3 separate regions of the Homo sapiens genome follow, and all the other regions are linked to region 3. Evidence: chromatin contacts called from ENCODE Hi-C or POLR2A ChIA-PET data. All regions are on one chromosome and are shown on one strand. The core of a region is the stretch at or near the end of the contact, and the rest is flanking DNA. Distances in the headings are between cores, read along the strand shown.

Region 1 (4,094 bases), core at 494-2,993, 400 kb before region 3:
CGATCTCGGCTCACTGCAAGCTCCGCCTCCCGGGTTCACCGCCATTCTCCTGCCTCAGCCTCCCGAGTAGCTGGGACTATAGGCGCCCGCCACCGTGCCTGGCTAATTTTTTCTATTTTTAGTAGAGACAGGGTTTCACCGTGTTAGCCAGGATGGTCTCCATCTCCTGACGTGGTGATCCGCCCGCCTCGGGCTCCCAAAGTGCTGGGATTACGGGCGTGAGCCACTGCGCCCGGCCTACAGTGCGGATATTTTATGAGAGAGGAGATCACAACTCAGTCCCCAAGCCCTCAACCCTTAATACATACTATCGTATGAAATGCCTCTTTCCAAATTCAGCCTTTTCTAAAACTCAAGATGAGAAAACTGCTGATGAGGCTCACTTTCTAAAATACCGGAATTTGCAATATAGGGAGAATAGTTTTTCATGTTTCTTTGTTTAAGCAATAGAGAGAAAGGAAACTTATGTCGTTTACTTTTCAGGCCATAGAGGTTTTCAGAACAACTTGAAAACATGATCAAATTAGCCAAACTTCTGATAGTTTTCAATGTAGTCTGTGATCATGGGATAATTTAGCCTCAGTTCTTTTTCTGAAATTGTGTTTTGAATGTTTGATTTGACTTATTTACCATCAAACTTGCTATAAGGTTATTACTCTAATGAATAAGCATATTCCCTTAATTGGGAGCAATTTACTATTATTTCTTTCATAAAGTAGGGCACCATTCACCATCTATTTCCTGGCTCTTTAGTTATCAAAATGTTAAGCTCATTGCTATTCATCCCGGCACAGCACTTATATGAGAGGCATGAAGCTGGCTGAATTCTGCATCATTAGGAATGACACAGCCTCATCACATTGACACCAGTGCTTGTCTCTCACACCAATCCAAATTAAGACCAACTGAAAATAGTCAGAGTTTCCTCTGGAGCTCCTTTTTGAAGAGACATATGTTTTTTAGTCTGGTGGTACCCAAAATTGAACAAAAAATGGGTGCTGCTTCTCTTAATAGGCAAAACTATGCTGCAGGATAATGTATTCATGCAGGGTCTTCCAGCCAGACCCCAAATCATCCCTCCCTTCACTAGAATTTTTCTGTTTAATTCGATGGCCACTCTCCACAGGGATCCATTCTGTGTCTTATTACAGGAGATGCTCAATGAATGAGGGACTTATCTTCTAGAAATGCAGCTCCGAGGTAGTCTGTTGAGTGAAATAATGAATCCATTATCACAAAATAAATTGAAAGCTGTCTGACATTTGGACAATTTTTATTTTGTTTCACATTGTTCTGAAAACTATACTGTTTCTTTTCTCCCTATTATTTAAATAAGCAAATGATGAACAGATTACAAAATTGAGGACACTCGAGGTAAGGGAAGGAGCCCCTCGACAGGAGGATCAGGACATAGTACCAAGGGCAAGAGAAACGATTCAATAAACACTATTTACTATATATTTTAGGCATGGTTCTAGGTAATCACATGATAAGTAGTTGAAAGAACTGAAAATGTTTTATCTGCAAGAAAAGGGCAAGTGTAATATCTTCAAATTTTAGAAAGAATGTAAATTAGAATTTGACTTAATTTGGTGTAGTTCTTGTGGGCAGAAATTGAATTGAATAGGCTGAAAGTTATAAGAAGGATTTTAGCTCAGTATTGATACTGGATTGCTCATGGGTGGTGAGAGTTACTCATCACTGGAAGAGTTCAAGCAGGGGCCATAAGAAATCTCAGGGATTTTATAAGGTGATTCATGCTCTGGGAAAAGGATGCCTTGGATTATTGTGTCAGGGTAACTTCTAACTCTAGGATTCTGTGTTTCTAAGATCTGGACTCTAGTCTTGCCACTCACCTGCCATCAAGAACATGTTCCTCATCTGCAGGACAGGACCAAGATGGCTCTGTCTACCTTACCGGGTTGCTGTGAGGCGTGATTGTGATAAAATACATAAAGGCAGTTTTTAAGCTCTGAAGCACTAGTTAAATGTGTAGCGTATTTTAAGATTCTGTTGTATGTACAATTGTTTAGCAGTCTCTCTCTCTTTCTTTCTCTTTCTTTTATCAGAGATAGATGATTTTCCCTCTTATTTCCACCAGTTTGGCTTTTCAGGGAAGGTGGCAGCTGGCAGAATCCCCTGACAACAAAAGGTACAGCAAAAAGTGGAGGCCTAAAGAAAACATGTGCTAGCTCTTTAGCCCCTGAATAGCTAAGTCACATGTCAGCCTGCTCTCCTTCATCTGTTTGGGAGGAGGCAGATTAGAGTCACACTGTCATCATGCTCTTCCCCTCAGAAGCAGCTGTAAGGTTTTTGGTAGCTGTCAGTGCTAGCAAACAGTGCTTTTCTCACAGAACTACTGGAAAGAGTCCTGGCTCGGAAAACTTGCTCTTGAAAGTGGCACGGCCAGAGCAGGGGTCTCTAGAGGGTCGTGCCACCTCTACCTGCCACAGGTTCCATTGTCGGTCAGGTAAGTTAGAGGCAGCAGTTCCCCACCTGCCCTCTGGATAACAGCAGCCTGGGGCTGCTCCTGAGTCATGTTTCCACTTCTGTCTTACAGGCCTCATTTTCCTACCCATCTTTCTGTAAAAATGAAAGTCAGGAGTCTTATGAAACTTACCATTATTCAATACAGGCTTTTGGTTTTTTTCTTTAAATTAGATAGGGTTAGGTAAGAAGTAGAGTTCTATAGAACGTTCATAGGAAGCAACAAAAGTTGATCTCTTGGTCTCTACAATAGGAGAGGATTGGGCTAGATACCTTCAAAGCTGACTTGCCCTAATATTCTAGTATGAAATGATTCGAAGGTACACCTGCCCCTATCATGTCAGGCAGTGAGTACAGTTAAAACATTGGGAATTGGTAAAGGAAAGAAAAAAACTGAAAAGAACCCTTTGAAGTTAGACAAACTGTCCAGAGACATAGTGCTAAAATCCTCCCTCTTTTTCTTTCCACAGCTTCTAGAATTCCTCTCCAGAGCTACTCTCAAGTTATATCCAGGGGACAGGCCCCTTTGGCTCCAACCCACACGCCTGAACTTTAAGGATCATTGGACTATCTTCTCTGTGGCCAGCGCAGCTCTCTTCTGTGTTCACAGAATGGCCACTGATAGGCATGCCTCTTTTCCCACCCACTGGAAGGCTCACAGGCAAGGTGAGAGAGGACACAGAAGGTGCCAACACTGTCGCTACAGTAAGGACCTGAAGTGACTTTGAGAAATTCACCCTCACAAACCTTCCTTCAGGAGCAGGCATTGGTAGTGCAGAGGCACAGATTCCGTCCTTTACCAGCTGCAGAATCTTGGGCAAGTTACATAGCCTCTGTGAGCCTCATCGGTAAACAGTGGGGGTTATGAAACCCACCTCACAGGGTTGTTGTGAGGATCCAATGAGTTGATTTAGGTAAGCACCTAGCACATGCCGTGGCACCAAGTAAGCACTCAATAAATCACTCAACTCCTTTCCCTATGTTGTTTCTTTGCATTGTCTGAAAGGATCAATGGAGTCAAAGATCCAGCTTTTCACTGGTGGTTATTTTTTATTTTTCAATTAAGATTCAAATTTATGGAAGTGGAAATTTAAAAACCTCGTTTTCCCTTAGGCTGTGACATTCAACTTACAAATCTCTTTTTCTGTTGATGAACCTAGTATTAAACAATAGTTTTTAGAGGGACTTTTACAAACTTAGTTAATTAGATTTTCTTAAACATCTTAAAGTAGATTTATAAATGTAATATATTCTATTTTCCTTTTTCTTTAAATACTTCAACATATATTTCAGTTATCTATTGCTGTGTAATATCAATCCCTAAAATAGTGACTTAAAATTGTCCTAATAATATGTGGTGCTCATGAGTGCGGGACCTGACTGGGCTCAGCTAGGCGGTTCTCACTCAGGGTTTCTCATGTTGTTTCAGTCAGATAGTGGCTCAGTCTAGAATCATCTGTAAGGCTTCTTTACTCACCTGTCTGGGAAGACTCAAACAGATGAGGGCTGAAACAGCTGGGAATCCTTGGGCATCTCTCCCTCTCAATAGTTTTTTCATTTTTGTTGTTGTGTGCTCTTTGTATGACTATACCACAATTTATTTATCC
Region 2 (4,042 bases), core at 902-3,401, 390 kb before region 3:
CTAAGTACGAATGCCCAAGGAGATAAAGCAAGTGCAGTTAAGTATGCATGGGAAAGCTAAAATGGGTATGTACATAAGATCGGCAAAGGAAACCAAGTTCTGTAAAATGAGTTCTCCCTCCCCTCCAGGGTAGCTGATTATGAGGAAAATAAGAAAGAGCTTTGCTTTTCTCCTTAGTAGTAATGGTCTACAATAAGCTGCACACACACATCCCTCATCACACCTCTCTCTCAAAAAAAAAAAAAAAATGCAGGGAGATGTGTCCTGCCCAGGTTAAACTACACACAGGCTATCTTCAGGTCACAGGAAACAGTCACACTTGCTTGTAAGTTCACTGGTTCAGGTAAGCAGACCATCTTTTCTCTGGAAGAGAAGAGCAATAAGAGAGCAGTGGCTGGTGAGGAGACAGGGCTTGGCATTGTGTGGCTTTTGAATTCCCATGATGTCTGGTGAAAGAAATCTGCAATCACCTACAATTAAGAGCCAGTTCCTGTGGTCCAAGTGCCCAGGGGTGGTAAGGTTAATGACATAAATGCCTTTAGAGGAAGGGAAAGGGGATGTGGATTCTGGATCCACACCCATGAATGTGACCCATGACACAGTTGGAGTGGAGGCCACAGAGGAGAAAATATGCAATGAGAAAACTTTGTTCTAATAAAATCTTACATAGAAACCAAATATGCAGAACAAATACAGTGGAATTTCCCCAACCCAAGATGGTCCCACAGGAGGTTCTGGAAAACACCGGGTGTCTGTCATCTCTGCTTCTAAGATGATAATCACTATGATGAGATTGAACCTCAATAGGCAGCACATCTAATGCCAAGACTGGTCTTTGATGTGTGAGTGCATCTGGTGCAGAGGTGAATACTGGGGCTTACCTGTCATTGACAGGCAAAAGGGCAGTGCAGAACTTCCCAATAATGGTAGTCCGGTCTTTTTTCCAAACTCGGTTGGAAGACTGAAACTTGAATTTCACTTGGTTTATCTGGCATTGTGGGGTGGCATGGGCTATGATTCCTTTCCCATAGCGTTGCTGCTTAGGTCTGCAAGAAAAGGGTAAAGGGAAAGTAAATGACTGTAGCCCTTACCACCTGTACTTCCCCTTTGGCTCCGATCGGGCTCTGCTGGTGGCACTGGTTGGCTGTCATGCACCAAGGGGTTAGCTCCTTACCACAGTCCTTTGTGTCACCTTCACCAGCCCCTCTGCCCACACCTACAGCTTTGAATATGACCAAGAAAGTAGTTGTTGATTTTTTAGAATAAACAAGTGGACACTGCAACAAAATAGTAGCTCCTGGATTTTCATATCTGGAAAAACTGTTCCTCGTTCTTGGATTCCTAGCTGGAGGAGATCTTCACCTTCAGATCTAATTACCCAGAAGTAGAAACCCTCTTTTAGGACATTCCTTTTCAAAGAATTCTGTGTAAGGACTTTTCTGTTTTAGGCTAAGTATGAATGTGTGGGTGGAAACAGCAACAAGAAAACATCATGAAGCGCAGACAGAGTTGGGTGGAACCCAGGTTTGTCTTCCCAGCTGTATGGCTTTGGACAAGTTACCTAAGCTGGCAAGGTGGCTGTGGAGTCACATAGCAACTAGGTGTAAGTTCCAGCTTCCCTACATGCTGCTATGAACTTGAACCGTAGGGTTTGGTTCATACTGACTTCAGCTGAGGAGACTCAGAGTGAAAATGGCATCCAGTTCTGTCTTAACCCAGCCTCTTGGCTTTGCCCCCCCAGATTCCCTTTATGTTTAAAGATTCAGGCACCACTTTGGACTGAGACAAAGATGAGGGAGGAGTATGAAGTGATCAACCTAGCAGGGTGCTTCCAAAAGGGCTGTGGTACCCCCTAGGTACTAGGTACTGGAGACAAAAGCAAAAAATCGTGAGATTCAATGAGGAAAGTCTTCACGCTGAGTGCAAGGCACAGCCCAGCCAGCAGATCCTGAGGGTGGTGAGTGGGGGATCAAGGAGGGCGCCCAGCAGAGCTGCACCACCCAGCTAGGGAAGGAATTTGACTTGTGGGGCCCTTTGTGATCCTCCCTGGAATCCAAGTGGGACTCTGAAAAAGAGGAAAGAAGGAGGGCGCTGCGTTCCTCTCGGCGGGGGCAGGGGTGGTGTGGGGAACCACCCTTGCCAACTGGGTTTCCTGTTCCTTTCTGGCCTTCGCAGAGTGGTGATAGGGCCTCTTTGTGTTCTTTTTAGTCCAGTGTTAGTCATATCACTTGTTTTTTCCTTCTGAGGGAAGATCATGTATAATTTTGTTTAAAAACCATTCCCTCTTTTTTTAAATTCACAAGTCTTTTGAAATATTACAGAGGGAATAAATAAGATTGTTTCCTTTAAGCTTAGACTGAAGAGTTTGTAAAATACAAGGAATATGAAAAATCTTTTAAGTGAGTGGTTTGGGGAGTTGGCCCAGGTTAATTCTCCAATTAGAAGGAAATCTTAGCGTCGCATAAAGCTATAGAAATTTGGAAAAAGACCACACATAACCTCCCCGTTTTTCCCCCAATTTCTGATCTGCAAGAAGTGAATCATGTTCTGGTGCCTTCTTCAAAAGAGTTATGTGAACCTCTTCATGGAGGAGGAAGCGCTAATCTGTGGATGTTGACTGGAATTACTCGGGGAGCTTTTAAAATGTAGCTGTGGAGCCTATGCCCAGAGACCCTGATGTGATTGGTCTGGGTTGGGGGGCTTGGCGTCAGTATTTTTTAAAGCTCTCCAGGTGATTCTAACGTGCAGTCAGGGTTGTGGGTCATTTTCATGACTCCTGCCAGTGTTGCTGGACCTACCAATGGGCTAGAAGATGATGAAAACACCCTTCTAGAAGTAGCACAACCTTGAGCGGGTCTAATGAAAGGTACTTGGCTTACTGATATCCAGCCACAATCTGCAAGGCTCTGTGGGCACCTGCAGGCCTGTGCTGGAATCCTGATGGCTGTACCTAGCTGTGTGACTTTGGGTGAGCCAGAAGGAACACCAGCTAGTGGCCACGGTTTTGGGAGTGAAATGCACTCCTTCCAGCAGAAACTTGTAGTGCCTCACAGCAGAGTTCATGTCCAACATCCCAACCCGAGAAATATCTCCAAACTCACATCTGATCTCATCACTGTCCTGTTTAAAACTCCCAGTGGCTCTCCAAACTACTCTCAGGATAAAAACCTGTCCTTCAAGGCCTGGCAGGGTCTGGCTCTGACTTGCCTCTCCAGCCTCACAGCATCCCCACAACCCCAAATCTGTGCTCCAGACACACCAGAGGTGTCACATTCTCTCTAAGCCTGGCCTGGGTAGCTCCTGGAAAGCCTGCTCATCATTTCCTTGGACTCAGTCAGACTCTGTCTTCTATGCTGTCACTCTCAGGGCATTGCTCACTCATTTAAGTGTGTGTGCACTGGTCATTTCCCTGTTTGCTCTGGACTGATCTATTCCCCTGCAGGTTCCCCCACCAACAGGTTCCAGTGAGGTCTAACCCAGTGGAAGCATGCTCAGGTGGGTGGCTGCTTTGGGCAGGGGTTCCAGAGGGGCCGCACTTCCCATGGGTTCAGCTCCTGCCAAGCAGCCTTCCCTGTGGACCCAGCTTTGCCAACTCCACTCCTGCTTTGTCCCTCTAGCCTAGGGTTGTATTGGCTCCTGTTGTGATTAATCTCTGCATTGTGTCCCCATCTCTGTTTTCCAGCTCATCCAACACACTTGTAATGAGTTCACTGTGCTAAATTCCTTCTCTTGGACCTCCTCTGTTTTCCTGACCGGACTCTCACTGAGACAGTGACATTATCTGACAATCTGTCTCCCGCTGGCTTGTGAATAACTAACCGGTTGCTTTTTAAAGAAGCATGCACCATGGCTGCTGACTTCCTATCCCCTGCAGGCTGTGGCTCCCTACAGTTGGGGTTCCTTGCCCTCTCACTTCAAGCGTAGTCCCACCAGCCCCCAAGCCCAAGTCTGCCCCAACAAAGGAAGGGAATGACTACCCCCAGTTTCAGGAATCACCCAGCACCAAGCCCTCCTGGCCGCTAGTCTGGCCCTCAGCTCGCAC
Region 3 (4,404 bases), core at 1,905-4,404:
TTTTTCTATTTTTTCCATATTTCCTGCTGGGAAATCCATGGGACCATAATTTATAGATGGCTTTAGCTAAGGCTCATGCTCTAACAAGAAAAACTAGAGCAACTGTTGGGTTTCTGGACTGATGCCAAAAAAAAAACCCCTAGGAAACAATTTTATTAATGCCAATGCCTCTCTGTGAAATGAAAGCCACCCTAAAACCTCAAAAGCAGATTGGAAAGCTATCTTTAATTTTGTAGATATCACTGCTACTTGCTTTCCTACACTTACTGAAAGCAATAACCCAACTTCTCCAATTAATAACCTACCAGCTACCAAATATAGAAAAGCTGAGTGATTCTTTTTTTTTTTTTTTTTTAGATTAACTTGCTTGGCTCCTTTATTATTCTCCTTTATTATTAAACTTCCTCAGCATAATGTGATTTGGGCAGACAGAGATGTTATCCTGTGGCTTATTGTTGGCCTACATTCTCTTTTTTTTTTTTAAATTTATTTTTTTTTTAGTATTTATTGATCATTCTTGGGTGTTTCTCGGAGAGGGGGATTTGGCAGGGTCATAGGACAATAGTGGAGGGAAGGTCAGCAGATAAACATGTGAACAAAGGTCTCTGGTTTTCCTAGGCAGAGGGCCCTGCCGCCTTCCGCAGTGTTTGTGTCCCTGGGTAGTTGAGATTAGGGAGTGGTGATGACTCTTAGCGAGCACGCTGCCTTCAAGCATCTGTTTAACAAAGCACATCTTGCACTGCCCTTAATCCATTTAACCCTTAGTGGACACAGCACATGTTTCAGAGAGCAGGGGGTTGGGGGTAAGGTTATAGATTAACAGCATCCCAAGGCAGAAGAATTTTTCCTAGTACAGAACAAAATGGAGTCTCCTATGTCAACTTCTTTCTACACAGACACAATAACAATCTGATCTCTCTTTCTTTTCCCCACATTTCCCCCTTTTCTATTGGACAAAACCGCCATCGTCATCATGGCCCGTTCTCAATGAGCTGTTGGGTACACCTCCCAGACAGGGTGGTGGCCGGGCAGAGGGGCTCCTCACTTCCCAGACGGGGCTGCCGGGCAGAGGGGCCCCCCACCTCCCAGACGGGGCGGCGGCCGGGCAGAGGGGCCCCCACCTCCCAGACGGGGCGGCGGCTGGGCAGAGGCGCCCCCCACCTCCCGGACGGGGCGGCTGGCCGGGCGGGGGCTGCCCCCCACTTGCCGGGCGGGGCGGCTGGCCAGGCGGGGGCTGCCCCCCCACCTCCCGGGCGGGGCGGCTGGCTGGGCGGCTGCCCCCCACCTCCCGGACCAGGCAGCTGCCCGGCGGAGGGGCTCCTCACTTCTCAGACAGGGCGGCCAGTCAGAGACGCTCCTCACCTCCCAGACGGGGTGGCGGCGGGGCAGAGACACTCCTCAGTTCCTAGACGGGTCGCCGCCGGGCAGAGGCATTCTTCACCTCTCAGACGGGGTGGTGGGGCAGAGGCGCTCCCCACATCCCAGATGATGGGCGGCCAGGCAGAGACGCTCCTCACTTCCTAGACGGGGTGGCGGCCGGGAAGAAGCGCTCCTCACTTTCCAGACTGGGCGGCTGGGCAGAGGGGCTCCCCACATCCCAGATGATGGGCGGCCAGGCAGAGACGCTCCTCACTTCCTATACGGCGTGGCAGCAGGGCAGAGGCTGCAATCTCGGCACTTTGGGAGGCCAAGGCAGGCGGCTGGGAGGTGGAGGTTGTAGCGATCCGAGATCAAGCCACTGCACTCCAGCCTGGGCAACATTGAGCACTGAGTGAGCGAGACTCCGTCTGCAATCCCGGCACCTCGGGAGGCCGAGGCTGGCAGACCACTCGCGGTCAGGAGCTGGAGACCAGCCCGGCCAACTCGGCGAAACCCCGTCTCCACCAAAAAATACGAAAACCAGTCAGGTGTGGCGGTGCGCGCCTGCAATCCCAGGCACTCGGCAGGCTGAGGCAGGGGAATCAGGCAGGGAGGCTGCCGTGAGCCGAGATGGCGGCAGTACAGTCCAGCCTCGGCTCGGCATCAGAGGGAGACCATGCAAAGGGGAGACGAGGACCGTGCAAAGGGGGGAGGGAGATGGGGAGGGAGACAGAGAGGGGGAGGGGGAGGGGAAAAGCTGAGTGATTCTTGCAAAAGGTATATATTATGCTTCCAGGCATCATATGCTCAAGACCTGGGGACTATGTGGGTATAAGTAACTGATTGTATAACGCCACTGGATGAAATCCAGTAATGTCCTTTTTCACTAAATGTGGTTATACACCCTTACAGCATGTTACAAAGGGAACACAAAAAAATAAGTTTCACACTGGACCTTGTTCAGGAGCAGTGTTGACCTATTTCACTGACCTATCCTCAACTGCCACTAGGTGGCCCTCTTTTCCAGCTTCCAAGGGCCTACATTGGGCCTATGCGGCCTCAGTATAGCCTCAGATTTCCTGCTATGAAGCTTAATGAGCCCAGCACTGGCTCTAGCTATGGTTTGTTCCTTTTTGGGTGGAGTGGATGTGTGGTTCTTGGAGAATCTACTACTTTCCCGTGAGTGCAGTGGGAGACTGCATTAGAGAATCTAGCTATCCTGACTGCCTAAACAGAGCCTACCATAATTTTTCACTCAAATCTTTAGTGTAAATATAATTGTCTTTGCTTTCTGTAATAATATCTTTGAAGAAATACGGATTTAAAAAAATCATTTAATATTCTCAGACCTGCAACATGGGAAAAATATTATTATTATTATTATCATTTTTGCAGTTGAGAGGGCTGAAATCTCGCAGGGTGATTAAGTTTATTAGCCTCTCTAAAGTCTCAGTTTCCCACTCTGTAAAATGGAAGGGTCCCTATCTCTTTCCTACTGCTTTGTGAGTATTTAAGGGGATGGAATTTGGGAAGCGCTCAGCACCCAGTCTACTATTGGCACAGGGTTTTAAAGCCACCCAGAGGCCGAGGCGTCAACCCTCCGTTTCCCTCCCGGTGCTCCTTCCAGCGCCCGGTGTGGTCGATTTGGCGGGGGTGGAGCGCCAGGCGCGTGCAGAGCCGGGCGGACCAGCCTCTCCGGCCAAGGCGGGAGGCGGAGCTCGTACTCAAGAGCCGCCTCCCGGGCGGCTGGGGCGGTCCCCGAGCTGCTTTCCGCGTTCTCCCCTCTCCGCGGGCAGTGCTAGCTCGCCGCGGCCGCCTCCGGGGTGAGTACGCTGGCTCCGCCGGCGCCCGGGAAATGCAGTTCCCTGGACACGGGCGCCGTGCGAGGGTAGCCGGGCGACGGCCGGGGTCAGTCCCAGGGCTGTAGCGGGGCGGGCGTGGGGATGACGTGGCGGCGTCCGTGGGGCAGTCCCGCCTCAGCCGGAGCGGTGGGCCGGGCCGGGGGCCTACGGAGGCCGAGCCTGGCGGGAGGCACCGGCTCAGGTGCTGGCGTTCCGCGCGGCGCCGCCTCTGCTGCGGGCCGGGGGAGCCAGACGAGGTGCTGCCGGGTAGGAAAAAATCCAGGGCTCATTCATACCCCAGGTCACGATTCCGGGGTCGCCCCCAGCACTTCTCCGCCGGGTGCATCAACCTGAAAAAGCCCCTTCTTCCTGGAAACCCTCCTTCTCCAGCGTTTCAACGGGGAAACTGATCAGCTGACACCAGCCCCAGTCCTGCGAGGGGCCGGCGACCTTTGACCTTTCTCCAAAGGGGTTGGTCACCTGGATTATAAAAGACTTCGGAGACAGCCATCCAGTGTTTGTTGATCTGTATCCCTTGATGTTCTGTCTTCCATTAGATAAGGGCTGTTAATTCTTGGTTTGAAAAAAAACAGACAAAGTCCAAAGGACTCTGCATCGAGGAGAGGCCTATGGGTTGGTAGCCTTAGGAGAGTAGTTATCAACAGTGGGTGGGTGTGCACACTGTTGCAAAGTGTTCCAGAGTGGGTGAGGGATGGGGACGTGGCGGTGGTGAGGGTACTGGTAGACCTCCTCAGCCGTTTGGTGATGAAAAGGAGGAAAAAGAAAATGGTAATCTGAGCGTGGAGGCGAGTTGTGGCTTTTTTTTTTTTTTTTAAATTTTTAAAGAAAGGAAAATAACACCTTTAAGATGCAAGAAAATCAAGGAGAGATCAGGATGAATAGGATTCAGGGTCCGGATTGAGAAACTGGGATTCAGAAGGGAGGGCTATTCCCGAGACCCAGGCGGGGAGTGCTGGAAGGTCTCTCTTGGGAGAGGAGATAATGCTTGATTGGATATAGTTCAGAAGTTTTTGGAATTTTGTCTTCTAGAGCAGGTTTGTTCTTTATGGAAATTGTAAACCCCATGAAATTGCAATAACTTTCGTCTACCTATAGCTTTGATCAGATTGAAAACATACGTTGTGAAAAAGTACTGACCTGGATTGAACTGTTTGACTACATAATCTAAGGGGAAGTGGATAGA

The links. Hi-C counts contacts between places; a loop is a spot of excess contacts on that map. ChIA-PET counts read pairs that join two places held with the same protein, here RNA polymerase II (POLR2A). Pooled maps may share reads with other maps.
Region 1: a pooled map shows a loop between it and region 3 (9-fold over the local background). The contact joins the enhancer-like site here to the promoter of B4GALT4 in region 3. A Hi-C loop is called at or near these places in 1 of 37 single-sample maps with no recorded cell type and 12 of 50 pooled maps. POLR2A ChIA-PET finds 5 or more read pairs at or near these places in 1 of 52 experiments (activated T-cell).
Region 2: a pooled map shows a loop between it and region 3 (2.3-fold over the local background). The contact joins the enhancer-like site here to the promoter of B4GALT4 in region 3. A Hi-C loop is called at or near these places in 1 of 37 single-sample maps with no recorded cell type and 12 of 50 pooled maps. POLR2A ChIA-PET finds 5 or more read pairs at or near these places in 1 of 52 experiments (activated T-cell).

What each region holds. Positions count from the first base shown.
Region 1 is chr3:119,641,425-119,645,518 of GRCh38, reverse strand. POPDC2 (popeye domain cAMP effector 2) reads left to right here. Exons shown (of 4, transcript NM_001369919.2): 4 at 2,958-3,463. Among named protein-coding and RNA genes, the nearest start is that of POPDC2, 17 kb to the left of the region's middle. Within about 2 kb of position 1,743, at least 2 of the 41 ENCODE cell types and tissues checked have a DNase peak (open chromatin) inside an H3K27ac peak, as active enhancers do.
Region 2 is chr3:119,625,705-119,629,746 of GRCh38, reverse strand. It overlaps PLA1A (phospholipase A1 member A), which reads right to left. Exons shown (of 11, transcript NM_015900.4): 10 at 882-1,046; 11 at 1-363. The coding sequence ends at 279. Among named protein-coding and RNA genes, the nearest start is that of PLA1A, 30 kb to the right of the region's middle. Within about 2 kb of position 2,151, at least 15 of the 41 ENCODE cell types and tissues checked have a DNase peak (open chromatin) inside an H3K27ac peak, as active enhancers do.
Region 3 is chr3:119,239,628-119,244,031 of GRCh38, reverse strand. B4GALT4 (beta-1,4-galactosyltransferase 4) reads left to right here and starts at 3,154. Exons shown (of 8, transcript NM_003778.4): 1 at 3,154-3,182. The region is part of intron 3 of B4GALT4-AS1 (B4GALT4 antisense RNA 1); the gene reads right to left. RefSeq lists silencers at 2,288-2,337, 2,988-3,467.